7 separate regions of the Mus musculus genome follow, and all the other regions are linked to region 2. A link is a loop called in an ENCODE intact Hi-C map of the cell type or tissue named here. Cell type or tissue: heart. All regions are shown on one strand. Each heading gives the region's core, and the rest is flanking DNA. Links, peaks and the distances in the headings are about the cores only. Region 1 overlaps Ppp3ca (protein phosphatase 3, catalytic subunit, alpha isoform). Region 2 holds the start of Ppp3ca (protein phosphatase 3, catalytic subunit, alpha isoform). Region 3 overlaps Ppp3ca (protein phosphatase 3, catalytic subunit, alpha isoform). Region 4 overlaps Ppp3ca (protein phosphatase 3, catalytic subunit, alpha isoform). Region 5 has its middle 61 kb from the start of Ppp3ca. Region 6 overlaps Ppp3ca (protein phosphatase 3, catalytic subunit, alpha isoform). Region 7 overlaps Ppp3ca (protein phosphatase 3, catalytic subunit, alpha isoform).

The links. A loop is a pair of places that touch in the nucleus more often than their neighbours do. Peaks named below come from ENCODE experiments on the same cell type or tissue, not always from the same donor. Only the 100,000 strongest peaks of a DNase experiment are listed, where the experiment ranks them.
Region 1: it touches region 2 in a loop (4-fold over the local background); 11 of 42 quality-filtered maps call a loop at or near these places.
Region 3: a loop joins it to region 2, with 2.3 times the contacts of the local background. A loop is called at or near these places in 3 of 42 quality-filtered maps.
Region 4: a loop joins it to region 2, with 3 times the contacts of the local background. A loop is called at or near these places in 8 of 42 quality-filtered maps.
Region 5: a loop joins it to region 2, with 3 times the contacts of the local background. A loop is called at or near these places in 6 of 42 quality-filtered maps.
Region 6: it touches region 2 in a loop (2.2-fold over the local background); 3 of 42 quality-filtered maps call a loop at or near these places.
Region 7: it touches region 2 in a loop (2.4-fold over the local background); 4 of 42 quality-filtered maps call a loop at or near these places.

The regions. Positions count from the first base shown.
Region 1 is chr3:136,835,294-136,839,711 of GRCm38, reverse strand. The region is part of intron 2 of Ppp3ca (protein phosphatase 3, catalytic subunit, alpha isoform); the gene reads right to left. Among named protein-coding and RNA genes, the nearest start is that of 1700006H20Rik, 120 kb to the left of the region's middle. In heart, for the core only: a CTCF peak has its summit at 1,917 (motif pointing right); no DNase peak of the experiment used is centred there; H3K4me3 peaks cover 720 bases; H3K27ac peaks cover 793 bases.
Region 2 is chr3:136,668,172-136,672,589 of GRCm38, reverse strand. Ppp3ca (protein phosphatase 3, catalytic subunit, alpha isoform) reads right to left here and starts at 2,524. Exons shown (of 14, transcript NM_008913.5): 1 at 1,689-2,524. The coding sequence starts at 1,746. In heart, for the core only: CTCF peaks have their summits at 1,746 and 2,395; DNase peaks (open chromatin) are centred at 1,209, 1,379, 1,689 and 2,589; H3K4me3 peaks cover 3,678 bases; H3K27ac peaks cover 3,200 bases.
Region 3 is chr3:136,809,895-136,814,312 of GRCm38, reverse strand. All of the region lies in intron 2 of Ppp3ca (protein phosphatase 3, catalytic subunit, alpha isoform), which reads right to left. Among named protein-coding and RNA genes, the nearest start is that of Ppp3ca, 140 kb to the right of the region's middle. In heart, for the core only: no CTCF peak of the experiment used is centred there; no DNase peak of the experiment used is centred there.
Region 4 is chr3:136,722,599-136,727,016 of GRCm38, reverse strand. All of the region lies in intron 1 of Ppp3ca (protein phosphatase 3, catalytic subunit, alpha isoform), which reads right to left. Among named protein-coding and RNA genes, the nearest start is that of Ppp3ca, 55 kb to the right of the region's middle. In heart, for the core only: no CTCF peak of the experiment used is centred there; a DNase peak (open chromatin) is centred at 1,616; H3K4me3 peaks cover 748 bases; H3K27ac peaks cover 694 bases.
Region 5 is chr3:136,607,272-136,611,689 of GRCm38, reverse strand. No RefSeq gene overlaps it. Among named protein-coding and RNA genes, the nearest start is that of Ppp3ca, 61 kb to the left of the region's middle. In heart, for the core only: no CTCF peak of the experiment used is centred there; DNase peaks (open chromatin) are centred at 1,229 and 1,679.
Region 6 is chr3:136,794,909-136,799,326 of GRCm38, reverse strand. It overlaps Ppp3ca (protein phosphatase 3, catalytic subunit, alpha isoform), which reads right to left. Exons shown (of 14, transcript NM_008913.5): 2 at 1,401-1,601. Among named protein-coding and RNA genes, the nearest start is that of Ppp3ca, 130 kb to the right of the region's middle. In heart, for the core only: no CTCF peak of the experiment used is centred there; no DNase peak of the experiment used is centred there.
Region 7 is chr3:136,760,353-136,764,770 of GRCm38, reverse strand. The region is part of intron 1 of Ppp3ca (protein phosphatase 3, catalytic subunit, alpha isoform); the gene reads right to left. Among named protein-coding and RNA genes, the nearest start is that of Ppp3ca, 92 kb to the right of the region's middle. In heart, for the core only: no CTCF peak of the experiment used is centred there; no DNase peak of the experiment used is centred there.

The DNA.
Region 1 (4,418 bases), core at 189-4,188, 170 kb before region 2:
TCACTTAAAATCCCATGTATTTTTATAATACATTTTATAATATCAGCCTTAATATCTCCATTGCAATTTGTGAAATTTACAGCTCTCTAATACAGATGTTCCACATAAATATCTCTAGTTAAGCTGTCTATTAACTTATTCAAGGTGTTGATGATGAAGGGTAATTTTTCCTTCTAGATACAGGAATACAGATATGTGAGTAAACACTACCACACTTTATTTCTGAAAGTTACAAATACAAGACTCTTTAGGGACAGTAATCTCTTGCTAACTCAGTTAGCAGACTTTGTGATGAACGAGTACACACAGTAACCAGGGAGCAGACGAATGGGCAGGAAGGAGTCTGCTGCCTGGGCAAGCGTGGCCTGTCTAATGGCCACTGTCCCATCATGCGCAGAAAACAGCAGGGAAGAAGCCAGTAGGGAAAGTTCTCTCCAAGATGCCACTATCTTAAACACTGAATATTTCTTTAAAAGGGAAGAAGCTGGCAAAGGTCTCAGGATATCCTAGCACCAGATTCCAAACCAGGAGAACTATATGTTATGAAAACAATGTGTTCATATATTTCAGTTGGCTCTACGGCACACTCTAAAATCCCCAGCACTTGGGTGGTTGGGGCGGAAGGATTTGGGTTAAGGCCACTCTGGGATATAGAGTCACACCTTGTTTTTAATAAAAGAAAGGAAGTAAGGAAGAAAGCAGTGAGGAGAAGGAGGGCAGGCCAGTGAACGTTTACATGGTTTCTTGGAGTGTTTGCTGGTGGGATGCATTAACATCAAAGACAGAGTTATGAGATTTTGTCTCTTGGAGAGGTTTCCTATTCTGTTTAAAAACTAACAGTTTTCAGAAATTGATATATTTTAGAACTGTTTCTTTGGGGAAACACTACAATTATAAAATAATTATAAAACAAATAAAATAAAACATTAAATTCTAAAAGAGTTACTTAAAACTAAACCAGATACCAAGCCTGTACTTCAGCATGTAGCTCAGGTCAGTCTGGAACTCACTAAGATCTTCCTGCCTCAGCTTCCCAAGTGCTGTGATTATAGGAACAAGATTCCATGTGATTCCATGTGATTATGTGCCTGGCTAGACATGGCTTTTACTGCTACTAACTCTTGACACTGCTACATGATCCCGACCATGGTCATGGACTATTTGGGATTTTAATAAAATGTTTGTGATGACCAATGGTCATCTATTTCAAATTGTATTATGATGAAATTCAAAACATTCACATTTCCATAGAGAAAAACTCATTTTCATATCAAAAAAATACAGATTATTCCCAACTCTTCGATAAGCCAGAGTATCCTGATTTCTCCGCTTGCTTTCAAATATTCCAGTGCACTGAAAATCAAGTCCAGAAAGAACTCCTTTCAGGAGACAGAGAAGAGTGGTACCCAGAGAACAATCACCAGGAATATAGAACCTGAAAATGCCTGTCAAATATGTGCCCCAGTGAATCCATAAACAGATACACAATGCATCTTTGGCTCTGGAGAAACGGGTAAGTGCTCAATAACACATGTTAAGTCTGCTGCTGCTGCTGCTGCTGCTGGAGTTTGGTTCCAGCAGGGATGAAGGATTTACCTTCTGTAAATCTTAAGCTCCAGTGGATGTGAAAACTTTCTATGGCTGCCTTGGACAGTGCCCCCCCCCCCCCCCCGCATACACACACCAAAATAAACTATTTTAATAACTGGGTATCATCCTAATTTTTTTATTACATATGTGAAAAATACATATCCTGCACTGACCCAGCATACAGTAACGGATGGGCAGGTTCCTGGGTCTAGAGAGGAAATTCACAACTGTGACTTCTTAAAAGATTTTTTTTTTCTTTTTACTGGTGTGTAGGGGTGCTTGCCTACGTGAGTATCTGTGTATGACATGCCTGCAGTGCCCACAGTTACCAGAAGAGGGCAGTGGATTCCCCAGAACTGGACTTATAGACAGCTATGGGCCACGCAGAGAGTGTTGGGAATGGAACCCAGATACTTTGGAAAAGCAGCCAGTGTTCTTAGGTCTTCAGCCACCTGCATTTAAATCCACCCCTAATCAAGCATTCCTTGGCCTGTATTATCTGTGTTCCTTTCTGGCCTTTTTTCAGCATTACTTTTATTTTTATGCTTGCCTGGCCTGTCTCTCTGTCTCTGTCTCTGTCTCTGTCTCTGTCTCTCTCTGTCTCTCTGTCTCTCTCTGCCTCTCTCTGTCTCTCTCTCTGTCTGTCTCTGTCTCTGTCTGTCTCTCTCTCTCTCTCTCTCTCTCTCTCTCTCTCTCTCTCTCTCTCTCTCTCTCTCTCTCCCCTGCCCACCCATGTATAACTGTTCCTGCCTCACGGGTGGGAAGACAGTAACTGGGAAGCTTGAAGAACACTCTCTCTGAGTAATTAAGCTAGAATTAATTGGATACTGGAAGAATCATTTTCTTTTCTTATGGACTGTCTTTAGAAACTGCGGGTTCTGACTCAGTCCAACTGTTCACCTTCTGGTTAAGAAGGCACTAAATGAAAACATTCGTTTCTCACTAGCATTGCAGAATACCACAAGGTGATTGCTGACTTTAAAGGAAGAAAGCAGGCCATTGTTAATCCACAGTTAATTAGGCAACAACTACAAAGTAAGATGAAGTGCAACATCACCACACAAGGGTTAACGTGAGGAGGAACAGGTTTCTTCATCCGGAAGTTCACCCAGGTCCTTGCTCAACTTTTTCTTTTTTATCAGTGAATCCACCAATCAGCAAATACTTAAGATAACCGCCTGTGAGGCAGGAGCAGTGTTACACAATGGAGACAGAGATATGGCCAGGCAAGTATAAAAATAAAAATAATGTTTAAAAAAAAAAAAAAGTCCGGAAAGGAACACAGATAATACAGGCCAAGGAAAAGCTTGATTAGGGGTGGATTTAAACGCACTAATCTCAAGACAAGGAAAATCACGGAGGCAGCAGATTGCATTATTTCTGTGAATAAGCAGGGACACCCCCGCAGGAATGACATTCACGTTGAGACTCAAAGGCTGAAGGAGATGCATCAGTGTTAAAGAAGAGCTTAAAGTCACAAAGCGGTTGCCAGAGAGGAAGAATAGCAGGTCCTCTGGAAGAGGCCACGGAGGGGCTTGGAGGGGACAGCTTGCCCTCCCTGTCTTACTAAGCCACACTTGGTTAAATCCCAATCCAAAGGGTAGAGAGACGCTACTGGAGAGTCTGATGCAGGCCACTGGCCAGACGTGTATATGCAGGTCCCCCGTGCATGAGTCTGCACCGGGCAGATAGTCTTCGAAGAAAGAGTCTGGACTTTTCTCAACACAGAACCTAAACAAAGCATGCGATTGTCCCAGATAAAGGAGCATCCTTGGTAGGGGCTCAGCTACCAGTAGAAACTCAACTAATGTGGGCTTTTATGTTTTTCACAACAGTCATTTCAACAGCACATGTGTGGCTCAAGACTTCTAAAGACATATGACCAGCAAAGCAGACTTGTTTCTTGGGCACGCAGAATATAAAGTTGCAGGCAATCCCTGGCATGTGTTTGTTTAGCTGTGAAAAAAAGTCGCTGAACAAAGAACCAGGTCAACAGAGAGGATGTCAAGACAGCAGCAGATAGAGATCAAGGCAGAACTTAATTAGGGCTTCCAATTAGAAAACTCAACGACAGCTCCTATTAACACTCGCCCGCCCGCCCCGGCATCTGCGCCCCTGGAAGCACTGGGGCTTATCTTGCTGGGATTAAGGAGTTTTCGATGACCTGGTGGGCTTCAGTTAACAGAGACTGGCCTCAAGACAAACAACTCTCAGGACTACAGTCTTGGGAAGTAGTGTGTTCTGAGGTTCACTTCCTGCTGGTATTTACCACGGCCAGCTTACCAACACGGGCCATTTCCAATGCAAGAACAGACATGCCTATATGCACAGCCTTGTCTGCTGCTCTTCAATACAATCGCTGGCTAACACTCATGGCCACATATTAAAAAAAAAAAAAAAAAAAAAGAAAAGAAAAGAAAAGAAAAGAAAAATAAACGTGTTACAACAAACTTGGTTTTAAAACTTATGACATGTATGTATGTTATTTCTATCATGAATGACGTGTGCCCGCCTCCCCATTTTAAAGGAAAGAGTCTCTCTTCTCTCCTTGGCAAATTATTTCTTAGCTTGACTATTTCATGAAATCTGAATGGTCCTATAAAAATATCAGTCTATAGAAAAAGCATCTGCTGGACTTCGGATGTGGTTCAGTAAGTAACGTGCTAACAGCCAGCACAGCGTCTCCAGCACCCACGGAAGTGCTGGGTAACATGGTACTTGTCTCTGTCCCAGAGCTGGGGAGACATAGGGAGGAGAATGCCTGCCAGCTAAGCAGAATCAATGTGGCCCAGACTCAGTGAGAGACCCTGAGTAGTGAAAACAGAGTA
Region 2 (4,418 bases), core at 97-4,096:
AGCTATGCCTAAACGTCACACATTAAGGAGATACTTGCTGATCATTGCACAAGACAGCGGTGCATCTGAGGCTTTATCACCTTTTTTTTTTACAGAGCTTTTCCTATTCCATCTTTATTTTGACGGCTCTATGAATCCTACTTTTAAGTAGGAATGGTTCCAACATAACCAAAAGGAGAGAAAATATTTTATTCTCTCACAAAAGAAAACATAACACACACGCACGCACGCGCGCACGCACACACAGCACAGCACAACACAACTCAAAACTTTAAAATCTGAGCAAACGTAGGAGCGAGTATCCTTTCTAAAGCTCCAAAGAACATGGATCATGTCTTAGGGAGGGCGCTGGGTTACTTTCACCTAAGTGTTCCTGGAGCAAATGACTTGATTGCTTTGCACTCTAGCTAAGTGCTCTGCTGCATAAGATACTGTTTCTGATCACACACACACACACACACACACACACACACACACACACACACACACACACACACACACACCGCCCCCATCACTCCTTCCAGTTTCAGAGGCCCGCTCTGCACAGGCTAGTGCCCATCTCAGCTTTGCTCAGAACCCTGACCCCAAGAATAAGTGTCACTACTTAATCCTTTCGAATCTGCAGTTCCTCTTCCCCGTTCCACATTGGAATACAGTGAGGATGGTGGGGATAGAAAGGGCAACCACGTTGTCCCCTTCCTCACCCCACGAATCCCCCTGGCTTCTCCTAGCCAGCAACCCAGAGCCATCCCTGCCAGTTATACACATACAAATCACCCCTAGCAATAAAGACAACCAAATAGCCCGTAACCAAGGGGGTGCTAGGAGCTTGGGGGAAGGGAGCACGGTGAGCTTCCCACCCTAAAGGTGTGCACCAGCGGGGAACCCTTTAAGAGCAATGACAGGTCGGCGGCAGTCAGCCGTGGGTGGCAAGGGAGGTCGACAGAGGATCGCCACCGCTCGCGTCGCTCCAGGCCTGCGGGGAAATCCCGGGGCGGCAGCGGGGGCTCCGGTCGTCCCCCGCCTGGAGCTGCCCCCACGCGGCCCCGGTCCCCCCGCCCCCGCGGCGCGCGGCAGCCGGAGCTGGGCTCCCCCCACGCTCTCCCGCTCTCTCGCGAGTCCTGTGCAGGCCCTTCCCGCGGAGGGGGAGGGGGCGCCCAGGGAACTGCTGCAATGGAGCGCCTGGAGCAATGTGCCGGGGCGAGCCAGTCCGCGGCAAGCCATGGCCACATTAAAATGCCCTATTAATTTTTTAAAAGCCATAAATCACCTCCCCTCCCTCTACAAAGAGCAAACCATAAACCCGATCCCATGCAAGCCCGCGAGCAGCCACCCACTTCCTATTTCTGTCACAGCAGCTACACCCTGCCAGCAGTCACCCCCCCCCCCGGGCGCCCCCTCCCGCCACCGCCACCCCCGCCACCGCCTCCCAGCCACTCAGCCATTTGCCAACTGCTGCCCCCCGTCCACGAAAACAAACAAATAAATACATAAATAAAAATAAATGCCCCGATTAGGGCCGGGTGGGCGGTGTGGGGGCAGGGCGCGGCGAAGGAAGGGATCGCCTCTTGCAGGAGATCCTAGAAGGTCCCCGGCGCTAGCCGGAGAGGGACGACCGGGGCGGGGGAGGGGAGGACAGTCGCCTGCGGCACTCGGTGCACCCCGGGCCGACGCGGCGCTGCGCTTACCTTTCACCACCCTGTCGGTCGTCGACAACTTGGGATCAATCGCCTTGGGCTCGGACATCTCCAGCCACCGGGAGGGGGGGACAGCGACGCGCTGCTCGTCCCGTCCGACTGCACACCCCGACCGCACCGGCGGGCCAGACACTCAGCGCCGCCGCCGCCGCGCTGCAAACCGCTCGGCTGGAGCTCTGGGCTCTGGGCTGGCTCGAAAGTTACTGCCGGCTCCGCGCGTCCCTCCTCCGCCGCCGCCGCCTTCACTCCTCCTCCGCCGCCGCCAGCCCCGCCGCCTCGCTCCGGGCTGCGCGTGTGTGCTGGTTATTTATTTATTTTCTGAGCACGCCTCCCGGTTCTTCTTTTATTCTTGGGGACGGGGCGGGGGATGGGGAGGAGAAGCACACGCGAGCACCCACCCCGGCACCGACACCGGGCGCCGCGCAATGGAGCCCCCACGCGCGCACACGGTCGGGATTAAGACCGATCACATGGGGAGGGCCGGGGGCGAGGGAGGAGAGGCAGGGCCGCGGATGTCAGCGCCGCCAGCCGCGCCTCGGCTTCCCGGTGCTGGAGAGGCGGCTGCCGCTGCGGCCGCCGCTGCTTCCCCACGCCGATTGTCGCCGGGCGCCGCCGGGGCCGCGGCAGCCGTAGACGTCCCGCCGCCGCGCTCGTCCGCGATCCTCCTCTGCCTCGCGGCGCCGCTGCTTCTCCACGCACAGGCAACAGCCGCTGAGCTCGGTGGACACAGTCCGGGGCACAACCTCGCCTCCGCCGCCGCGCCGGCCGCCGCCACCACCGCGCCCGCCTCCGCCTCCTCCCCTTCCTCCTCACCGCCCCCGCCTCCAGCGCCCTGGCCACCTCCTCCTCGGGGTCCGCCTTAGGGCCCGCCCCACGTTGCACCTCGCAAGCTCATTGGCTGGAGAGCGCGTCCCTCATCGCTAAGGCGGTGGTCTGGGTGACCGCCCCGCCCCCTGCTCTGTTTTCTTCAGGGTGCCAGTCAGTCCCGTGGGCCTGCTGCCTCCACCGCCCTGTGACCGCTCAAGTGTCACTGGAGTGGGCAGGGAGGAGGGAGGCTGGACTGGGAGTAGGGGCCGGGAGGAGCTGGGCTGCTGCGTGCCCCCGCGCCTGCCCACTCCCGAAGTCCTGCACACACTCCCGGGTGGGTCTCGGCCGCTCCGAGTGTGTGAGTGGCCCGCAGTAGTGAGTTCGGAGACCGAGGAAGGAGGAGCGCCGGACGCTCCCGGCCGCGGCGCAGCTGCTGTCGCTGCCGCAGCTGTCCAGGGAGGATCGCCAAGGAAGGCGACGAGTAAACAGCTTACCTTGGGGAGGCAGCTCTGCCTGAGCTAGGTGGACGGGGATTACTGATGGTGGGGTGGTTAGGACGCGTGCACAACTTCACGGGAAGAAACGAAAGTGTGTTTGGGGCGCTGCGGGACGCGGTGGCTGGCTGGCTAGCTATCCAAGGTGGATGGGAACAGACTGGAGCCTATGCGACCCTGGCTGTGCTCAGTGACCCTGGATGCCCTAGGAGATAAGAGGAGTCAGAAAGACTCGGGAGAGGTCGCCTTTTCCCTGTTCACAGGAGCTAGCAGTCACTGGTGGCGATAGGTGACACTAAATTTCTTCCTGTTCCTTCCAGTCAGTCACTCAGTGATCAAGATGCATGTAGGGCCTTGGCTTGTTGCAGTTTCTCACAAGTCCCTCATAAGAAGGAAAATAAGGGACCGTGTATGAAATGCTCTTCAAAATATCTTCTGCCTCCTGAGTTCCAGGACAGCTAGAGCTATACCGAGAAACCCTGCCTCGAAAAAACAAACAAACAAACAAACAAAATATCTTCTGGGCACAGCCCTCCCCCTGGCCTACCACAACCCCAAGGACCAGCAAGGAAATTATGAAGAGAGCTGAATAAATTTCTCACCCTTGTCCTTCCTGTTTTATTTTCAAATTCCTTCAGTATCAGGGTTTTCGTATTTCCTGAATTGGACTGTAAGCTTAATAAAGGGCCTACAAAAAGGTGTGGGAAGCTGCTGGAGGCACACTCCATTAGTCCCAGCATCTGGGAGGCAGAGGCAGGAGGAGCTCTGTAAGTTCCAGGCCAGTCTGGTCTACAGACTGAGTCCCAGGACAGCCAGGACTGTCTTGGGAGGGGGCGGGGGGGGGAGTTTAGGAAGCTAGGAGATGGAGCCAGGAGAACTGATCTGGCCACAGGGATTAGATGAAACTCAAGTCCAAAAAAATACAAATTTAATAGCAAATTGGTGGCTCTGGGGCATGACAACTAGGTAGCCTCAAGGATTTTAGGACAGAGGATGTGAGAAGGCTAGCCTGCCAGTCAAAAGGAGAGATGGAGTGGATGGTCACATCCCATCCGCAAAGGGAGGCTGCCCTCGTGGCCAGATTTCTGCTGCTAAATTTGCCACCTCTAGGGTCCTTGCTTTCAATAAGATCTATATAGCCCAGTGGAATTTTCAGGGAACATGAAATTATCTACAAGAGGACTCTGTAATCTCCTCAGTTAGGGGTTGTTGCAAACAGCCTCCTGGGCTAGAGCAGAGCTAGTTGCCAAGGCAGATTTGGGAAGCTGGTCCCTGGCCAGATGGCTGGAAGAGAGGGAAGGACGCCAAGACCTGTGGGTGAGCAGGGCCTGCTTCAGGAAAGACCAGGAAACCTTATCTGGGGATCCTCACTTTGAAAGCCAAGACTCCCTCACCCCCACGCTGCTCACAGATGCAACTG
Region 3 (4,418 bases), core at 71-4,070, 140 kb before region 2:
CTTATTTCTAAAAGAAAGCCATTCTGGTGAAACAGACTTATATTTTTATAGAGAAAATATGAAATAATGAAAATTATGTTGAGAATGTGAGATTCTGTATATCAAAAAACTCTCAAAAGTAACATGAGATAGCTGAGAGTTTCTAGAGTCTGGGGCACAGTGGAAACCCTGCTGAGAGACAGACTTGAGTCACGCAGTAAGGGAAGTTGAGGCTATCTCTTATGTTGGTAGAGCGGAGGCTTAAATGCTATCAGGAGGAAGCCCAGACTAGCCTAAGGAGCTTCTCTTCAAGATCAAGTTGCCACTTCAAAGCCATGTCCTGTATGCTTAAAAAGACACTCAGCTCATCAAAGCTGCACCAGGATTTGCCAGCCCAACACTAATCTCCTGAGAATGGCAGGCAGGAAGTGGCAGAGGGGGACATCTCTCAGGATTCCTGATTCACAAACCTGTCCTCTGGATATGTGAACTTGTCAAATGATGGTTTGCTCAGACGGTATTATTTTCATTTTCCTTCTTTGTAAAGCTCGGGGGAGAATACTTTTCTTTCCTTTTTCTTTTTTATACAATGACAAGACGATCCTACTAACCAAAATGAATGCCAAGAAACTCATAAATAGATTAGACAGGTAAAATTCAGATACACACAGAGCAAACTCAATAAATAAGAACTATGTCTTCTAGCACACTTTATTTATGGGTACAGTGCCTCCCACTTGAACTTACAGCCTTCTGAAGCCTGGGGTAGGGGGATTTTGAGTTTGAGGTCAGACTGGGGTACACAGTGAGTTCTGGACCAACAGGCAGATTCAGAGGCTGAGTGACTTGGTAGGCAGGATCAAGACTCTGTTTAAGTTCAAAGCCACTAGTCTATCCCTTATAACAGAACACAGACTGGAGAATACAAAAATTTATCATTAATAATAATAAAAAAACTAAAACATGGTAGTAAGTACTCACTTGGTTCGGAGTAACTTTCTGCACAGAGGTGCATGGTTTATATGGTGAAGGCTCAAGAGCATTAGCCAACTGAGTAATACAACACAAAATCAAAACTGGATTTAAAAAAAAGCACTTTTCATATTTAAAGCCACTATTTAAAATGATGGGGATTACCAATCCTTAACTTATTTTTTTTTCCATTAATGAGTATCACCCAGTATCTTTGTATGTCAGGCTGTGTTTAATTTCCCGTGGACATATCTGGCTTCCCCAGGCCTTTGATCAACTGCAATGTTTACTTTGCTACAACCCTTCCTTTCTTTCTCTCCATCTTTCCAAACTGGACCTTTGCCTATGAGTCAGCATCCACATCTATGCAAACAAAGGCCAGCCTTCCCACTGTAGTTTTATCATTGGCACTTTCTAGGAATGAGTATTTGCCATAGTATTGATCTAGTCATAACCACATCCAACAGAAAAACTTCTAGTCAGGACCCATGGTTCTCCCTCAGATGATTTAAAGTATCCCCATTGTCCTTAATAGCCCGATTCCTCAAACATGATAACACATGGGATACTCTCTCATATATATTTAACTCAATCTCTGAACTGGCACTCTCTGGTTCCCCTTAGCCACTGGATGGTTTCTTTTTGACCCCTGATTAGTTTCTAATGGTTGTTATTTTGTGAAACCTGAGAGATCTGGTCACCTCTAATATTATAAACAGAATCACTGTATCAGACCCCTACACCTCCTGACCTCTAAATATCTTGGCTTTCCTCAACTATTTCTGAAATAGCACTGTTAGCCTCCTGTGTATGGCATTACACATTTCCCTATAGGGGAAATGCCTTTCCAGTGAGAGTCTTTAGGAAAAACAAATCCAAACAAATTCAAGTTTCAGAACAAGCTTAAGTTCTGTCAATGACCTCCCTACACGGTTGAGAAAAGTTCACTATCCTGTCTCTATCTCACCCTCCCCCACATCTACTGTTTGGCTGGAAGAGTTCCGTCAACATCAGTCACTCCTTGCTGAGGTCATTCACCTGGTTTCTGGGTGGAGCAGAGAACCCCAAACAGGACCTTGATGTAGAAAGAAGCAATCGCATAGAAGGCAGAATGGCTGCTGCCTCTGTCATCAGTGCTCTGCCTGATGTGTCTGCCGTATCCTACAAGATCAGTCGGAAAGCCTCAGCACTGGCATCCGGCTGCCCAGTGATGGGTTACAAAGATCCAGTCAACACCACTGAACATGTGTGCTAGGCATCTTGCCTATTTCAAGGTAATGATTAAAAAATGAAAATTAAGAAAAGTTTTGACCATTTTCATGTCAATCCACAGTTTTTATGTGTTCTGTGTTTTCCTGCAGATGTATAAAAATATGCATAACTAGCAATTTTTCTTCCTAAACAACCTTGATATCTGTCTGGCCCTGTACTAAATTATGGATGTCTCCCCTTATCCACTGAGGGAAAAAAAAATAACTGATGTCTATGTTCTAATTCAAAATTACAGAAAATGTACATGTATAGAACATTTATATGATGAGACAGTGCAGATAATCACAACCCACACTAGGGTCTCACCACACCGTATTTATCTGGAAATGACTAGAAAAAAAAAATCCCCCAATTTATGTGTTGCTATTGGTCACAGTGAGAACACATGTTAAAATAACATGAAAAAATATATCTACGTTTTCCAAGTTGGACCCTACTATATTTTGGGTATCCATCAATAGTTGAATAGAAAAAAATTAAATATCAGAGGAAATCAAATCATCTGTCAAAAAGTTTTGAGGATAGTGTTTTGTTTTGTTTTGTTTTTTGGTTTTTCGAGACAGGGTTTCTCTGTATAGCCCTGGCTGTCCTGGAACTCACTTTGTAGACCAGGCTGGATCAAACTCAGAAATCCACCTGCCTCCGCCTCCCAAGTGCTGGGATCAAAGGCGTGCACCACCACACCTGGCTGAGGATAGGTTTTTTTTTTGTTGTTGTTGTTGTTGTTTTAAATCCTCCAAAAGTAATATAGAAAGGTTAAAGAAAATAATATACTCCAAATACAGAAAAGTTTCATAATTAATTTTGAATCAAAAGAAAAAACAAAAAGAAATCATATTTCCTTTGTATGGGTTTGTGTGTGTGTCCTTATGTTTGGGTACATGCATGCAAGTCTCTGCAAAAGGCCAAAAGATTGTGTCAGTTCCCTTGAAGCAGGAGTTACTGGCAGCAGCTGTGAAAAATTCAAAGCGGTTGCTAGGAACCCAACTCAGGTCCTCTGGACTAATACAGAGCCCTCTTGACTGCTGAACCATCTCTCCGACCACCAGGAAACAAAAGAAAATCTTTTAAAAATTACTTTAGAGAGACTAAAATGGAGGATCCTGCATTATGCAAACAATATTTCCAGTTTTCAGTTCTCCTCAAATACCTCAAATCTGAGATCTCAGAGGCTCTGAGGAAAATTCACAAAACACAGATCACCATTCTTTTTTAGCCAGACTGCTTTCAAAACAAACAAACAAAAATAAACCCAACTGCATTTGACATATAAAATGGAAAGACATTAACAATTGCTTCGTAACATAAAAGACAGACATATATGGCAATGAAAAACTTGGAGAAAACAAACTCTATCTTACAATTTTATGAACATTTGTGAGTTATGAATGGGCTCGGAGAGACATACAAGAAGATGTCAAATCTTTATACAAGAAATTATGAGAAGACCTATACAGGGTAAGAGGATAATATGAACAACACAATAATGATGTTAAGAATTACAATCATTAGGCTGTCAAAATAAAAAGAATAATAGCAGGAAGTAAGTGTCTCATGTGGAAAAAAAACGTAGGATGTATGTTAAAGTGTCACACATGATGAGATTATTTACTTATCACAATTTGTCACAGAGAGAAACTACAGGGCTTTTCAACACCTCTGAGACAATGAAAGTGGAAGATAAGAGAAAACAGCCTCAACCCTCGCTTACACAAAAATAATGAGAGAATATATCCAAGACCTCTAAGTTTTCAAACCTATAGATGACACAAGACAGGAAATCAAGTTAAAATCACAAAGTGTTTCGCAGATGCAGGCATGGGGATCATGGAGAAGATATTCTTTGTCAAGTTTTAGTTACAGTGATTTTCCCCAGGAGCTTCCAGCCAAGTTAGAGACAAAATATCACATGGTAACTATTAAATAATGTGGGCACACACAGAAAAACGCTATGGGAACTCAGGAAGAACAAGGCCGCACTATGGGAGGGTTCCAGAAAGCAAGTTTCTCAGGACATAAGATGTAAGCTCGCTCTTGATAATATACCAAACTTATATCAATGGTCAGGGAGGGATATCTACCAAGTAAATGGAAATTTCCTAACATAATCATTGTTCATTAAATTGACAACACAGTATTTTTCCCTCTAGAAAACAGTGCGGTTTAGAGCAACAACTTAATGTAGCGATAGTTGA
Region 4 (4,418 bases), core at 49-4,048, 54 kb before region 2:
TCTTCTGACAAATGGAGATTCCCTATAGACACTTAAAAGAGCAGCCAAGTTACTTCCATATGCAAGAATTTACAATGGCCTAGGAAGAAGGAGGGTTGTGGTTTAAGGAGGAACTACAGTATTGCATTATTCATGAAAAGGTCTGCTAGAGCAGAAGCCTCTGGTGCAAGCTTTCACAAGGCTCAGAGGAATAGCGTAAATTGTGACTAAGGTGTGAAATCCTCTTCTGGCTCCTGTCAATAGCTGACTTTAGACAGAGCTACTCTTATCTCAATTGTAAACATCGCCTGGTTCCTGTCAGTCTTTATGTATGCATTTTTTGTTTTGTGTCAGAAAACTTCAATGTACCTTGGCTGATATGTCACCTCACTTCTTTGTTTTCTTCTATAATATAAATCTGATGCTCGCTTTGAGAAATTCAGACACAGCACTCTCTCTGGTGTACGTGTCTGTCATCCTGCCAACTCCTTGTCCCCCTGACTACCGAAATCCTGGTTCCCCATGAGTTGAAGGACCGACTGAGTCCAGTCATTGGCAATAAATCAGTCAGCAAGCAAGAAAAATAAAACTTGGAAATGAATGGTGCCTACCCATCATTGTAATGGGTGTTAGCAATGTTGCAGGTGGATGCACATAGGCAGCGCCACTTCAGCCCTGTCACTGTTGCTTCTCCAAAGCATCCGTGCTTTGAGGATGAATTAGACAGACATCCTTGCCACAAGCACCCTATCCTTCTACCCATCATTGCCATTGACAAAGCCCTACCATCCCCTTAAACAGCACCCGTGAAAAACTTACTCTGTCCAAACTTTTGGAGTTTTGATGGATCATCTAACATGGATCCTATAGCACACAATTTTCATATATACTGTACTCTATACTGGGAAGTATCCACAAATAGTCAACTTATGAAAACTAAGGTTTCCCAATGAAGCCTATTTTCCAATCTAAAATATGTTCTAAAAATATAACCATATAAACTATGTAATCAACAGATCTTACTTCACACTAGTCTCTGTCAGAACTACAGACTTGAGAGAAGAGCATTCCTGGAAGAGAAACAGAAACCAACCATTTCTCTCTCAGACAGGTTTCACATTTTAACATCAAAACACTAACCCAGTAGAACCCAAGATTAATAGATAAGACCCAGAATTCAAGTAAGGAAGATTAAAAGTCAAGAGACACAACAACTTTTAACAACAAGGAAAACCCATAATTAAATTCCATTCTGCAAACAGACAAAGGGGGAACAAAGTGGGGGTGGGGGGAACAAACCAGGAAGAAGTTCTAAGAGGGAAATGAGCTTCAGATAGCTTAGCTAGGGATCTGGGATGTGCGGTTTTGAAAGCAGAAGTGGCCACTGTGGAAATGAGGCAGCAGGAAAGAGAAAGAAAGGCAGGAAGCTGATGTACCTAACTAAGGGCACCTTCATTTCCAATCAGCACTCCTATGAGTGAAGAGATGCAAGGACTGCTAAATGGTTAATGTTGTCAATTGCACGTTATTTGGGGTCAGCAGGAGCCTGGCCAGGCAAAAGATAACTTGCAGAGTCATTTACCAGCTTCCACCGAGCAGGCTGATTGAAACCAGCTGAGCGGGTGACATCACCGCAAGCGGTTTACTATAAAAAGGGCTAGCTCCGTGAGGTCAGGAAGCAGAAAGAAGCCTGGTGAACAGAAGCCAAGCTGAAGAGGGAAAAGCCAAGGGAAGCTCAGAGGACGAGGAGCTCCTCCAAGCAGAGGCTGTGAGGAGCAATTCCCTCAGAGGCAGCTGTGGAAATAAAAGGTGCAGGGGAAAATTTTTTCATTTAAAGAGCTAGGACAGTCTTCCCTACCAGTACCATCACCAAAGAGAAAGGGAAGCTGAGGGGAGAAACTTAATTGGGCTCTTTCCAGCTCTCAGTGTCTGCAAGTGAACTGGAGTGTAAAACCATCACAGAACTAATACTCACGAAGTCTTTCTCTTGGTGTTTATTAAAGAAGCTCCACAAAAGACAAAGCCCCACCATAGTGGAACTGTAATAGTGCCAAGGATAGACAGAAGCCGCTGTCTTCTTGGAGCAGGTTTTGAGTGTATGGTGGCCAAAGGTAACTGAATCACCCAGATTTGTCACAAACTTTTAGCATTAGTGATTTATTCAAAACTAAAGGTTTAGAGGACCCCAATTTCAAAACGGTGGGTTTTTTTTTTCAAGTTTTTTGTTCACTCCACATGAACTAGAATTCGAAATAGAAAAAAAAATAAGTTGAGCATAATCTGAGGACATGAAAAGAGCATTTTCAAATCTAGAAAAATCAACGGTTTCGGGGGGGGCAATATTTGCTTTAAGTAAGACACCAGGTAAGTATTGAGTGTACTGCTGGTTCACATGCCCTTCTTCCGTGGAAGACGACAGCAGGGAAAGTGTAGACATTAGACCTGGTCAAAGACAAGAACAACAGGAGATCTAGCTCTCTGCAAGCTGATCTGGCAAAGAGAGGCTAGCTGCTACTAACATTTCAATCAACATAGCAAGTCCAAAAAGCCCATCACTGAAGACCATGAGTCAGGCTCAGAGCCTCATAGCTCTACCCTAGCTCCTCTGTATCCCACCCAAGACTGACAGCTTAGTTATATCTATGATTCCGTAAACTAAAAACTATGTTTAAACTGACTGAAAACAAGTGACAGTTTCTTTCTTGGGTGAAGGAAATTTCAAGTGTTCACAGTTGCAGAAGATGGCTGGCCACCACACAGGACAGTCCAGATATGGACATGAGCCAACCCTGTCAGGATAAATATGTGGTGCCTATTTTTTCTTCTATGTTTTTGTCCTTAATGGTCTTAAATCAGGAGACATGAAGATAACTTTCTGGATATCTTGTATGGTATTCCTGGGTACACCGACAGATTTAAGTAGTCGTACTTTAAAACTTCAAAATACATTGACATCACTTCTGGACTCTTCCTTGGGTCCCAACATCATGGATTTTAAAAGACTGAAAAGACCCTATCAAATATCTTAGCTCAACCTCCTACTCTTTTTTAGAACATGAAGATATTAAGAACTAGAAGCTTGTAAGCAGCTTGTTTCTCAGTATCAATTTAATTTGACCTAATCAGTTATTTACTGCAAAATAAATAAGATACCAACTAAAATATAATAAACACACTAACTGCAAATCCCAGTTGCAGAAGAAACAATGCATTCCTACACAGACTCCTTCCTACCCCATTCCCCCCTTTCTTTTCCCATTGATTTTCTAAGGTACATTTGCTATGGTTACCATTGTTTCCAATGTCATAACTCCCATATCTAAAAGGCACAGAAACACTCTGCACTTGTCAAGTAGGGAGCTGGCAAATACATTTTTATTGTCTTCCCTCCCCACTAGAACTTTTATGCTCACACCTTTTTACATGATTAGTCATGAACACAGATTGGGATCTGGAGAGCCGGGATTGGTTGGTTGGGTTTTCAAGTTAAGTAGGGTATAAAGGTACGGGATATTGTTGCTGCTGCTGCTGTTCTTGTTCTTGCTCTTCTTGTTGTTGCCCCCACCAGTGGCTTTTAAACAAACATTAACCAATCATCACTTAAAATATGTGGAGTTGAAGGTCATCCTAATCACCAATAGACTCTAACATACTAAGACTTGATATTTCAGCAGCTTCATAAAGCAACAAGTTATTCTTAATCACAGAAACCAAGATACTAAAGAAAAGGAGCCACGTACACAAACCTCCAACAGTACAAGCAGACGAGCACCCTGACACTGCCTACCCTCACTCCATGTCTCAAACACATTGTGCGATCATCCACCAGGCCCCTTCTGTCTAAACACAGAATTCAAGAGCCATACAATGCTCACCTGACATAAAGGATTCTCTTGAAGACAGTCTCATATTTTACTTCCTTACATAAAGTCAAATGTGTCAAGGCTGAGGAGGTAATGATTGACCCAAAGCCCCTTCCACTAAAGGTCAACCATTCAGCTGCCCCTGGCCCTTACAGATTTGTTTCCAATACGACTAGTTGATGGACAGAGTACAACAATTCTAAGCTCACATTCTACCGCTTCTTGTGCAGTTATTCTTCATACTTCTAAACAAGCAAGGTTTTCCCTCATTGGACCACGCCACTCAAACTAGTTTCCTAAAGCTGCAGAAACAAAGTTTCACTAATACTGTTTCACTGTAGCAAGAAGACCTAGGTGCCAGTCTTTCCTACCAGTCTTGGGGGATATACCTCTCCAAGATGGTCAGACCTGAGCATGCAGAGGTGCTGAACTCACCAGGCCAGCTTCTGTAGCTCTGACTCATAAGATCAGTCAATGAGGGCTGAGTCACCACAAGGCAAGCCCAAGGAGTACAGACCAAGAAGCTCCAAGCATTCCATAAATGTTCTGGCCACAACAAAGGCAAAACAGAAAAAA
Region 5 (4,418 bases), core at 44-4,043, 61 kb after region 2:
CAGTAGGTGTTAGGGATTCAAATAACTACGTTTACTTAGCTAAACTGGATAAATATGAGCAAGCTGTAAGAATAACAATCAAACAACAGTTGCTTGTTTTGTTAGAAATGATCCATCCTTTGTTATCTCAACGGAACCCTCAAAATTCTTGTCTGTTAGACTATAACTTACAAAGATCAGTCATGCCAAGGTCTAACCTGTTCTAACAGAACAATGAATTTAGCCTTGCTCACAGTAGTCTTTTGTTTTGTTTTGTTTTGTTTGTTTGTTTTTTGTTTTTTGTTTTTTTGTTTTTTTTCTTCAGGCAGGGTTTCTCTGTATAGCCCTGGCTGTCCTGAAACTCACTCTGTAGACCAGGCTGGCCTCAAACTCAGAAATCCACCTGCCTCTGCCTCCCAAGTGCTGGGATTAAAGGAATGCGCCACCACCGCCCGGCTGTAGTCTTAAAAGCTCTCGGGTCTTGTATGTTATACAAAAATAAATACTGAAACAGGTGTCCCTTGTGGACATCACTGGATCAAGATAAGTTTTGGCTTCTTGCTCATGTTTACATACACAGAAGATTAAACGGGAGCCTTAGCTCCTTTAAATTGACAGCTACCCTCTCTTTGGGAAATTGGTACCTATGAAAGAGCAACTTCCATGTTGTGACTTTTCTGAAGTATATTCTAATGTCTGAGCATGTGCAGAAACAGCTACAGTTTTGATGAATTGTGATGCTATAGAACAGCGATACACATTTAAAAGTCCAATATTCTCATGGAAAAGGCAAACAGATATAATTTTATACAGTGATGTTGAAATGAAATCCATTTATTAGACTTACTCAGTAGCAACAAAATCTTACTTCCCAAGGTCTGCAGTTGAAACTGTGGATCACCGTTGGGCAGCCCATGAATTGTGAGCGCTTAGAAGCTGCCATCTGTGTGTAACAGCCACACCCTGGGGTTTATTACCAAGGTCGTTTTTATGACTTTCTACAAATGTGCTTTGTGTCTCTGAGATGTAGTTATAAATGTTCGACTCTGTCTGGAAATCCACAGAAGGTCTCCAAAGGAAACCTCAGGGAAAGTGTGGAAACTGCCCCAGGTAAGAGAGGCGGAGAGAGTGATATACAGAAACTAGAACAAAGTTAAATAAGCAGAGGCAGGACTGGAAGCCTGGTCAGAAATGAGAAACAAATCACCTGTGTTTTGTCAACAGTGGCTTGGCAGCCAGAATAGGAAGGACAGAGGAAGTTAAACCCATGCTGGTGTCCAGAAGTCAGCTACAGAAAGTGAACCTCTTGGGCCAGATGGTTTTATGGCCTTTGTAAACAATAGATTTGCATAATGCTTCCTCAATAATTCTGTCAGGAGCAGCAGTGAGCTTGAAAACAATGCCCAACTGTGTGCTTTCTGAATGGTCAGCTTTCTAAATGCCCAAATGCGCATAAAGGGGAAATTGGGATGCTGGGTAGAGGATGGAGTTGGTAAATAAAAGGCTTACTCAGGCCAGTACGAGCAACTACTAGATGTCCCAAATGCTGATGCTCGGAAGTACTAGGCTGCTCCTGATGATCATATTATAAGCTGATCATCAAAGTCGGGGGTGGTGGGGGAGGGCTTCTCCGATTTCAGGCTTTGGAAGGTTTCCTTGTTTGCACTGATTTGTAGCTTCCTGTGACTTTTAATTCTGAGGCTTGGCTGGCTGCCATCTGCTTCCTTCTTAAGAAGAATCAACAAACCAAGTTGTTTTGAATTCTTTCCTACTACACACGTGCATCCCTAATGACCTCAGGATGTGGGACCTTCACAGGCTGGAATATAACCCTCTCTTTCAACAAGTTGGAAATCCTCATCGAACTCCTCCATCTCTCTATTTAACCTGACAACAGTTGGGTGATTGCTCTGTTGGCAACTGTAGATTTCTCCTGCACATAACCTGAAAAGGAAATGGCCCATGGAATATGGTATCAGTGATACACTCACCAAAACAAGGCACAGTCTGCTCCATAACAAGGTGATGGTCAGATACTGTTCTGAAGGAAAGATTGACAGATTCATTGGCCTTGCTTAGACAGGTAACAAAGCCCATACAACAGAACTTTAAGAACTACGAAGACTGGCAAGAGAGAGCTATGGAGTCTGCTGACATGATGAGCCTACTGTGTAACCAAGTCCTTATAGCACATTGTCTTATGCTCCAGAAAATGGGAAAAGGCCACAAACCATCTGGAGCGATCCTCTATCGCCTGGATTTCAAAGGAGAGCAAAAAGAATAAATTAAAAAAAAAAAAAAAAGAAAAGCACATTTAAGGAAACACTCCTGATTTTTCAAAGTGGGTACCCTGGATTAAAGTGTAAGAAAATTATAGGGTACACACGAAATATCATCAGCTCTGTTTATTTCACAGGGTAGCAGGTTGGGGGTCTGTGCTAGTCAGCTTTTATTGTCAAACTGATCTAATCTAGAATGATCTGGGGAGAGGAAACTTCAATGAAGAATTGCTCAGATCTAATTGCCCTGTGGCTCTGCGGCCAGATCCAGGAAAGACAAACTTGATTGTTGTAGGAGGACCCTGGGCATCCCTGAGGACTTTACATGAGCCAAGGACTGATCCATAAGCAACATTCCTCCCTGATTTCTGCTTCAGTTCCTGCCCTCCTGTCTTCTCTCAATGATGACCTGTGACCTGGAAGTATAAGCTGAAGTCATCTCTATCCTCCCTTACATTGCTTTTTATCTGACTGTTTTATCACAATGATAACGCAGACAAGAACAGGGACCCTACGTTAGTTTCCACAGTGATGCTGTTCAATACAAAACACAGCAGGCATCACATGTAATATAAAATTTTCCTGTATCAATGTTAAAGGTGAAATAAACCATGTGATTAATATTATAATACAAATTATTGAGTTCAATAAATATATTTTGATATATTTTATATTATTTGTATTAAATCTGAAATGTAGCACCTATGTGAAAATGTATAACACATCCCAGCTTGTATTAGACACAATAATCCAGCTGGCTACCAGGTATATAAATGTGTATATGTATATGTACGTATATATATTTGATATATATTATCTATCTATCTATCTATCTATCTATCTATCTATCTATCTATCTATCTATCTATCTTGGTATTACCAGGGACAACTCAGTTCCTTACCTGCTCCAGTGCATACATGAACTATCATCACTTTGTAGTCTGATGGATATCTTCATTGTTGGGAAATCTGCCTATCCCCTCTTCTTGTCTTGAAACATGTTGCTATTTTGGCAACATATTCTTGCAGCTGTCAAGACAGAGGCAGAAGGCAGGCAGAAGGGCTTCTCTGTTCATGGGAATGTGTGCTTTCTCTAGGAAATAATACAAGGATTTGGAATAATGCTTGAGCTTGATGAAGCACAGTCTTGGGTCTTCCATAACATCATGAAAAATGACAGTATCACCTGTTCTTGTATACAAGAGCATACTTGCATACATGCTAGCAGGAGGGACCTACAATCTCATAGATTAACTTTTGCTGTTTCTGCATTATTCTGATTTATGGTCTTTTGAGTCAGGAAGAACAAGGTTTTTCAACAAAGGAAATAATAACAAAATTCAAGTGGGAAACCAAATCTTAATTATAAATAAAACATACCAATTTAAAATAAAATCAAAACAAAAACCAATACTAACAAAAAAAAAAACCATAGAAAAAGCAGCAGCTTTCTAGTCCTGAGCTGTTCAAAGCCTGAATGGGATCCTGAGATATATATATATATATATGGAAATATTGTGCTATTATGTTTCTTAGCTTGCTTTTTGAAAATGCCGTCATGTTATTTTAATTTAAATTTTTCCATTATCAACACAGATGACTTTATGTCTGTATTTGTCGTAATTTAGATTTTTCCTTTTGTGACTTTCTGCATTTTCTCTCTAAGTCTTTGACATTTTTTTTAAAATCCATTTTGGATACAACTAACCAGATGATTGTTATTGTCCATGTGTTTTTATACTTTCTTTGTCTCTGTATTTTTAGTGCGTTTTGGGAAATGTTCTTCATTTTAATTTAGCCTGCACTGCCAAATTTCCTTTCTACATTTCTTGCTCTTTGTACATAAAATTCCTCCCTGTGCTGGAGTCATGAAGCTATATCCCATATTAATATTTTATTCGTTTACTTATTTATGTGCCTCATACCTAAATATTTCATGCCTCTGGAATTGACTTGTATGTGGGAAGGTAAATAATGATTGGAGGCATCGTTTTGAACTGAGTATTGTGCGATGCCCCCAGAGGCCAAACCAAAATGTAGTCACTCATGCTTAGTGCTGTCAAACTGAAGCTTAGAGGAAGTTGGTAAATCCACAAACTGAGTAGTTTTCCCTAAAAACAAGAGATTTGAAGCACACAGTAGGAAAGAGTCTTGGCAACT
Region 6 (4,418 bases), core at 269-4,268, 130 kb before region 2:
ATAGGTAACAAATAAACATAATCAGAAAGATATAATCTAATGCTTATGCATTATCATTAATATAATAAGGCAATTACAATCAAGTGATAAGATATTCTTGCTGCTGTGTATTATTTAGTAGTCTTAAATTACTAATTTTATCTCATTTTGTTTCTAGGGTTTCAGTGCGGAAGAAAGGGAAGTACAATCACATCCTTGTAGCATGAGCAGGAGATAATGCAGAACCCCATCTGATAATACGGAAACTAGGGCTGACTCAGATGTGCACAGGGTAGGCTTGTGGTATGACTTAGTAACAATGGCCCAACACAGAGTCAATCTCAAAAGAACAAATGCCTTCTGCTACCAAACTCTAACCTCCATCAGCATTGAAATTGCTAACCAAAAATAAACTGTGGATAAGGTCAATTTCTTTGGACGGAGAATCCTTCAGTACTCTGCAATCAGCAAAGGTCTATTCTGACACTCAGGGAACCTCTTCCCTGTGGTATTGTCCCATGCAAAAATAGACCTGAATAACAATAGCATAAATATATGAAGACTCAGAAGATGAAAAACCCAAGTGGATATAAAAATCTTTTCATGTCCCTTTCCTTTCAAATATTCTCCATTGAAATGTTTTCTCAGGCCAAGTTTAAAATATTAAAAAATAAAAATAAACACTTTTAGCTCCACTGAAAGTAAGTGCCTATACTCTCAGCAAACTCCATAGACAGTAGATTAAATTCTCTGGGTAATAGGTGCTGCCTTATAGTAAGATTTCATTTTTATGATGCAAGAGGAGCATACTTACAATAAAATATTTAACTTTCTAAGAAAAGTGACAAAAAAAAGAGCATTAAAGAAGTAACCCTAGGCACAATGCCATAGGAAGGAGGCTCAAGTATTCTCTCATACTTTAATATGGACCAGAACAACTCAGAGGACTTAATCAAACAGAGACTACTAGACCTGAGCACAGGAACCCAGACTCAGTAGTTGGAAGGGGAACCTGAGAGTCTACATTTTCACAAGTTCCCAGGTGCTGATGAGAGTACATAGCCTGAAGACCATCCTTGGCACACCATTCAGTCTCTTTTCCCTCAGACATGGCCTCCTCCAGCTCTGGTGAAGGCTGAGGACACCACAAGGAATCTTGCCTTGTGGTAGGCTTTCTGCTGATAGAACACTGTCAATCAACTGAGTATCTGTACCAACACTGTTACACATCATTTTTGAGATCACAGCAATTCAATTGTGTAGGCAAAAAGTGAAAATCAAAATATTTCTAATGGACAAATGATATCCTTAATGCAGATTCAATGGTAAAAGCAGATGGTGTGTAAGTTGTCTGAGGGCTCACTGGTGGGGAAGACTTATATAGTGGTTGGTGTAGAGTGGGCTCCATGCTTGGGCCTTACCTGTGACTGGTGCGTCGATATCCAGCAAGTTTTTTTCCTGTCGGAGAATCGAAGCACCCTCTGTTATTATTCTCAATGCAACACTTTCTTCCAGCCTGCCCTCCTTCATGAGATGTGCTTTTAAGATATCCACACGAGGTTTCCCATCATTATCAAACACTTCCTTTGCTGTCAGCCGGTGACTTGGTGGAAATGGAACGGCTGCAAGAAAAAGTCAAAAGGTTACATTAACCAAAGCTCATCAACAACAGGCCAATGACCGCTGACACCAAAACTGTCACTAACCAGATAACGCTGTTTTTAATACAAGCTCAAATTAACACACATTCAGAGTCTACCAAGAGTTAAACACTGACTTCTTCCATTGATTTGAGAAATAATTAGTGACCATGGAAAAGAGGGGCTTATGGGTCTTCTCAGTCAGGACTACTGCTTGCATAAGAAGGATCCTGAATGAGTTTATATGACCACGTGCTTCCCATTAGGCAATCCCTGATGCCATAAATAAAAACAGATCCTAAATTCCCACTGATAACCCACCCCAGCAAAGATAGTTCTGCTCTGTTTGGACCAATAGAAGGGATGAGGCATCTTGACAAGTAGATCTGTTCAAAATAAAATTCCATCTCTGAGTCAACTCTCTACCGTTAACCACTTACGATTAATGAAACGAACAGACGGTTTAAAGCAAAGGCCAAAAATGCACTGATACTTGAATAGGAAGGTCAAATTTGCATTTAAAATTGCATCAAATAGCTCAGCCATAAAGCAGCTGCAACACAAGGTTGAAGTCCCTCTTCCCTGTTTTTAAAAGCTAGGCACAGTGGGTGACCTGTGCCTAAAATCCCAACATGGGGAGATAGAGACCAGAAGTGCCCTAAGGATCAGTGATGACTCTTCAGCCCCGCTAGGCTGACCTGTGAGTCTCAGGTCCCTGTCTCAAAATGCAAGGCTGAGAGCCTCCTGAAGAATAACACCAGAGGTTGACTTCTGGACTCTGATAAGAGCGAGTGTGCGTATGAGTGAGTGAGTGTGTGTGTGTGTGTGTGTGTGTGTGTGTGTGTGTGTGTGTGTGTGTGTATGTGTGTGTGTGTGCTGAAGGCACGCTGTGAAGAGTGAAGAAGGAACTGGTGAGGTAGCCCAATGGTTAAACCCCTGCACAGGAAGCATGAGCACCTACACCAGGCTTCCCAAGCACCACATACAAAGGCAGGCGTGCTTACTCAATCTGTAACTCTGCGGTTTGGTGGCAGAGGGAAAGGTCCTTGGAGCCCAAAGACCAGACAATCTAGCCCAAAAGCTTTGGATCCCGTGAGTGAAGACATCTGTCAAAAACCATAAGGTAGAGGGGATAGAGGGCACTGGCTACTGACTCTCACACTCACGTATACACACACATTTATGCACACATGTACACTGCACACACAGATACAAATATAAACACATACATACGAACATAAAAACATTTTAAAATAGGAGGAGACAATATAAGGAGAAAAAAACATAACCAGGAAAATGTCATGAAGACAAAATGGTTGCTTAGGTGAAAAAAATAAAAACAAAAATTAAAAAAATAAACCACAATCCTTGATTCCTTGTTCCATTTACCCCATGCAACTGTACATGAGAATTCCCTTTAGCTACTTTCACACCAACATCTGTTGAATGCATGGCATCATGCTCATTGTGACAAATAACTCTTTCACCAAGCTCCTATAGAAGCCAGAAAACTCAAAGATCCATTGTGAGAGATGGTGACAGGAATTCTGATAAATAAGCTATGATAGGAGCTGTTTTCAAACTCATTACTTATCGATGTCACACAAGAAATCATCCCCTGGACAACTCAGATTCATAGATGCCATCTGCAGAACTCGACTGTGCCATACCCACAATCCTACGTTCCAAAGAGTATTTTCATTAAGACTCTTCTCTCAGCAGAAAAGAATTAATCAAAACAAAAACAAAAAACAAAATCTGTTCTCCCACTGTACAATATACTTCCTCAAAGAAGTAAGACTTAGATAATGTCATGAAATGTATAGAATCTCTAATTTATAGAAATTGCAAATACATTTTTTTTAAAACCAGGAAATGAACTTTTACACATGGTTGCAACTTTGGCTTTCTAACAATCCAACCACAGACATGTGTCAGTGCAGAGGAGAGGAAGGGGCAGCGACAGACTCCATGGGTGACCAGTAGAATTTGGGGACCTGTACAAGGAACCTGACTATAAACCTTAACTGTGAACTTTCAGCTCTATGACCTTGGGAAAGTAAAGTAGCCTCCTCTGGCTTCAGCCATGTGCATGTACAGTGAGATTATGTCCATCTGTGGAGTTTTATAATAACTAAAGTAAACAGCCAGAGCAGCAACAAATAGCTACGACACTGTTATTTTATGCCAGGCTTTGCGTAGGTAATAAAGCCACACAGGATGGGAAAACTGTAAGCCTAGTAAGACATAGGTACATGTGCTTACATATAAACTCCTTGAGTCCCTAAAACATAAATGTGTGGGCAACCTGAGGTTCAAGATTATTAAATAAGCACACTGCCCAATATAACCACCTACTTATTTATGTGTAAACTCACTGACTATAAATCTAGGCAATCTGATGCCAGTATACTACTATTAACAATTAAACTACACTGCTTCCAAAGAGTCCTCAAGACAATGCATATTCATTAAAAAGGAAAAACCAATCAGTAAGTCACGTTTTAGAACTGAAATTCTGATCCTGGGAGATGTTTCTAATAGATAAACAATTTCCCTATGACAAAATAGTCATTTTTTTTAAGGAATCTACTGAGCTACAAAACAGGAAGCAGAATGTCAGTGCACAGCCATTGCTCACAGAAGACAGAAAAGGAGGATATTAGGTCATGGAGCTTGGAACTTCTTAGCCCTCGCCAATACTTCTTGCCTAGATGTTTGTTAGGCAAGTATGGAGGGTGATAGTTCTGTCAGAGCCAGGAAGAAGGCTGAGTTTGACTACAAGCACTCACAAAAAGC
Region 7 (4,418 bases), core at 360-4,359, 92 kb before region 2:
GAGTTGGTGTGGTCCCATTGGATGATAGACTTGGTTTTCCAATTAACAAAGTGTACATGGCTGGCTCTCTGGGAATTTCTGAATGGAGGCCCAGCATGAAATACCCCAGCATCTCATCTACCAGCATCAAATGACTGAGGAAGGACCTTCTGCTGTAGTATTAGACTGGCTCCAGCAGTTAATGTTAAGTCTAATAATGACTGAATTAGTTCAAAAATGTGCTGCAGAAGGATGCAGAATACACATTTTAAAGAACCAGCTAAGAATTGATTCAATACAGTCTCCGAAATTACTAAAGATAGCCAACACCTTGTAATTCCAAAAAAGTAGTATCGTACTAAAATGATGACTTTAATTCAGTAGTCTGAACATGCATGTGTGCAACATATCCAGGGAGAAAATGTCTGTGGCTTGGAAAGGCCAGCTCTGGGGTCCTAGGTCCAGGCAGCAAGCAGCTCCCTACCCTGGAGTCTAATTTCACCTACTTCCTTAGTGAAAGAAATTATTCTTGGGACTTAGTGGTTGCATTATGAGAACTGGAGCAAACTCAAACACAGAGAAAGGAGGATTGTGAGACAACCCCTGCTCTCAAAGCTGCATTCCCACGAACTCTATTTTGATATAATCATTGGTCTAAAAAGTAAATCTTGACTAAAAGAAAAGAAAGGGAAAGAAAACAAACAGTCAGGGAGGCTGGTAACAGGCAAGGAAGGGGAGGGGTGAATTTAGAATGGGTTAATAAAATCTGAGTCCTTAGGAAGTGGTTGCAAGCTTGTTGGTCTCCACAGTTCCCAAGGCCAAATTTCAGCTAATCATTCCCTTGTGTGCTGTTTCCAGCCTTGTCCACAGGGCATCTGGGAAAGAAGTGGAAAGAGGCAAACGGAGACACACGGAGGCACAGGGAGTACAGCGGGGCCCAGGGAGGCACCATGGCTCCCAGAGTGGAAACTGGCTTAAGAGGAGCCTGTAAGAGAGGGGAAGGACAACAGAAATGGTGATGGATGGGAGGAAATTCCCAGGAATGGGAACGGAAATGGAGGGAAAGGATGTTCAAGTTATGTGGGGATATTTGAGGTTATTGACCTCTGAGAATACAGACAGGTATGGAGGCTTGTGCAGACTGACAGAGAATCAAACGTGTTCTACAAGTTATACAAAATAAAACTTTAGAAATATTTAATCGTAAATAAAATACACTCTCTGACTCGTGTGTGAGTGTGTGTATGTTGTGTGAGTGTGTGTGTATGTGTGTGTGTGAGTGTGTGTGTATGTGTGTGAGTGTGTGTATGTGTGTGAGTGTGTGTGTATGTGTGTGTCTGTGTGTGCATGTGTGTGTGTGAGTGTGTGTGTCTCTGTGTGTGTGTGTGTGTGCATGCATGCCTGTTCCTGCCCTCCTCTATGTAAGTGTATACATTATTTCTATCCCCTCTTGTAGGTCTCACTGGAGGTACTTTTAAGACTCACATCACCTTAGCTTAGCATAGTTTTCATTGTTTTTACAGGCATTATCAAGGGAAAGATACTGTTAGCTCACTGATAACTTGTTAGCAACTGGAAGATGGGCCCAAATTGTGGAATAAGTAAAAACATATTCATTGTTTTCAATGAAGCCTGCCTCCCTTCTGGCCTTTTTCCTAACTGCAGCCCCACACATTCCCATCAAAAAGCCTCAAGAATCAGCTGCATGAAATGGCACTGCCAACCTAAAAGGCCAGTGTCTCTTTGGTGAAATCTCTATTAGATGTTAATATCTTGCAAGTTGTTTACATACTACACCTTATAAGCTCTTTAATTTCCACTTCCTGACACTCCCAGCTGGTTTCTCCTTCTTACAACATACCCCATGGTCCTCCCAGACTCTTATACATTCTCACAAGTCTCTCTCCTTCCCATCTTCCTCAACTCAGAATTTTTTTTTAACTCTATAGTCAGGGCTTCAATGAACCATCTTCAAAGCCCACTGTCATCCAAAAGATATGTGGTAAATAGAAAAAAATTTTAAGAATCCATTTGCAGACATCAGAATCTACTTTTTCCTCAAACCCTCAGCACAAGAACGGGCCAGAAGTCCTTCTCCAGCTATGACTGTCTTCATAGCAAGTGCCCCTGTCCTGTCACTGAGACACTGATCTTACTTACTTCAGAAGCCCAGAGCGCATCAAACCACCCAGTGTGAGTCTGGAGTGCCAGTCCTGGGAGGGAGAAATAGTGAATATCAAAGATAGAATTTATGTTCATCAGGCATTAGGGTCTAAAACTTATCAGGCCACTTATCTTAAAACTGGAAATCAGAACTGAGATACTTAGCAATGTAGCAGTAGTTTATAGAAACGAGAAACAGAAATGAAGGCACACGTTTTCTTAGCAAAAGTTGTCCGATTTGTTCTGGTGGTTTGACCATTAAAGACTAGTTTTAGACTGTGAGGCAGGAGAGAGAGAGAGAACAGAAAGAGCAATAGACATCCCAACCCATAGACTCTACATTAGTTAAATCTCCAGAGAGCTTAATAAACTGAGAAACCCTCTCAACCTTAAGTACTTTCTCCAGTCCTGGACCCACCAGGGCATCATTTCCTACTACTTACTTGTAAGTACTTCTTCCCCATTTGGGCCCCCCACGACACACACACACACACACACACACACACACACATTGTTTACTTCCTAGTCACTCAATAGTCTGTGCTGAAGAAAGTCACTTTACTGTATTTCCCATTCAACCTGACATCAAAAGCTCCCAGGACCCAGACTCTTACCAAATGGACCTCACACTTAAGGTGCTGATAGATATTTGAAATTTAATAATTCTAAAAAAAGGCATGGGCACCAGTTCTTTGGACGTCTGACACCTGACTTGATCACAGCAGCATGGGTTTCGGCTCAGAGGGGTGGGGGTGATTCCTAAAAAGCAAGCAGAGCTATCAGACTGTGACTCCAAAGCTGCTGACTCACCACAGGCAAGCACGCTGAGGTGCTTTCCCCAGTAGTAAGGAAGAACTGGGCTGACTAAGCCATTTGGTTACTCCTGGGAGTGACAGTTTATGCATCTTCCATACTCTGCCAGGATGCCAAACGTAACTATCCCATACAGAGCAATAGATATGTTATTCTTTAAAGAAAACAAACAAACACCAACACCAACACCAACAACTAGCTCTTTGGCCCTGACAGTGCTAAGAGTGAATGTATGAATAGGTGTACACATGATAGGCGTAACCACCTTATCTCTACAGTTGGGGACCTTCAGATCAGTTCATCTCCTCTTTCATTCCCGAGTCAGATCTTGCTCTCAGTATCTCAGGGTCAGCTGCATAGCTGAGGAGGTGAGCCTATCACAATTTCCTTTCCAAACGACCTTGATAAAGAAGGGTTATCTAAGGGACAGGGAGACAGCTATTGTCAGGAAAGTATCATGAGTTCAATGTCTAGAACTGGTCTAAATAAGCCAGCCATAAACAAAAAGGTTAAAATCCAGTGCTGGGGAGGCAGAGACAGACAATCTCTGGGGCCCAGGCACTCCGTCCTTAACCTACCCATCCGTCATAGACTGTAAGTGGCTGACAGTATTACCTCTGTGGTGCTTTCATTTATAAAAAAGAGGGGTGGGGGTTGGACAGATGGCTCAGTGGTTAAGAGCACTAACTGTTCTTCCAGAGGTCCTGAGTTCAATTCCCAGCAACCACGTGATGGCTCACAACCAACTGTAATGGGATCTGATGCCCTCTTCTGGTGTTTCTTTAGACAGCTACAGTGTGCTCACATACATAAAATAAATTGAATTTTTAAAAAGTTCTATTTATTGAGAAAATAATGGAAGGTTAAAAAGTGAGGTATCCGAGCACAACCCAAACTTCTACACACAACTTGTAGTTATACTGGCAGTCAAAATGTGTTTGTACAAGGGAAAATTTCAAATGAATTAATTCATTTGTATGATTTATAAAGAAATGTATAAATTATGTCTATGACATGTGATAACAGTTGAATATACATATTCAAGAAAAAGTGGTTTGTTGCTTAAAGATCAAATGCTAAGAGAAAATATTAGAGAAAATAAAGGCAAGTTTAAAAAACAAACAAACAAACAAACAAAATGACACTTAAACTTATTTTGTCCTAAATAAGGTGCTGAACTCCTTTAAAGCAAGTTAGGATCAAAAACCACAGAGCTTAAGAAGCCGAGATGCAAAAATCATGTTGTTTTCAAAAATCAATATTTATCTCAGGCCACAGCTAGAACCGTAATTGCCATGGTGGGAAGCCCTTGCATTTTAATGGCTTCTCACCAAAGGCTAGAACTCTGCTCTCTGATCTCTATCACGGAGCACTCGGCCAGCCTTCTCAGACTTAATTCTCACCTTGATCTAAGACGTTCTGAATGTCTTGCAGTTATTGCTTTACCGGCACTTGCATGACTC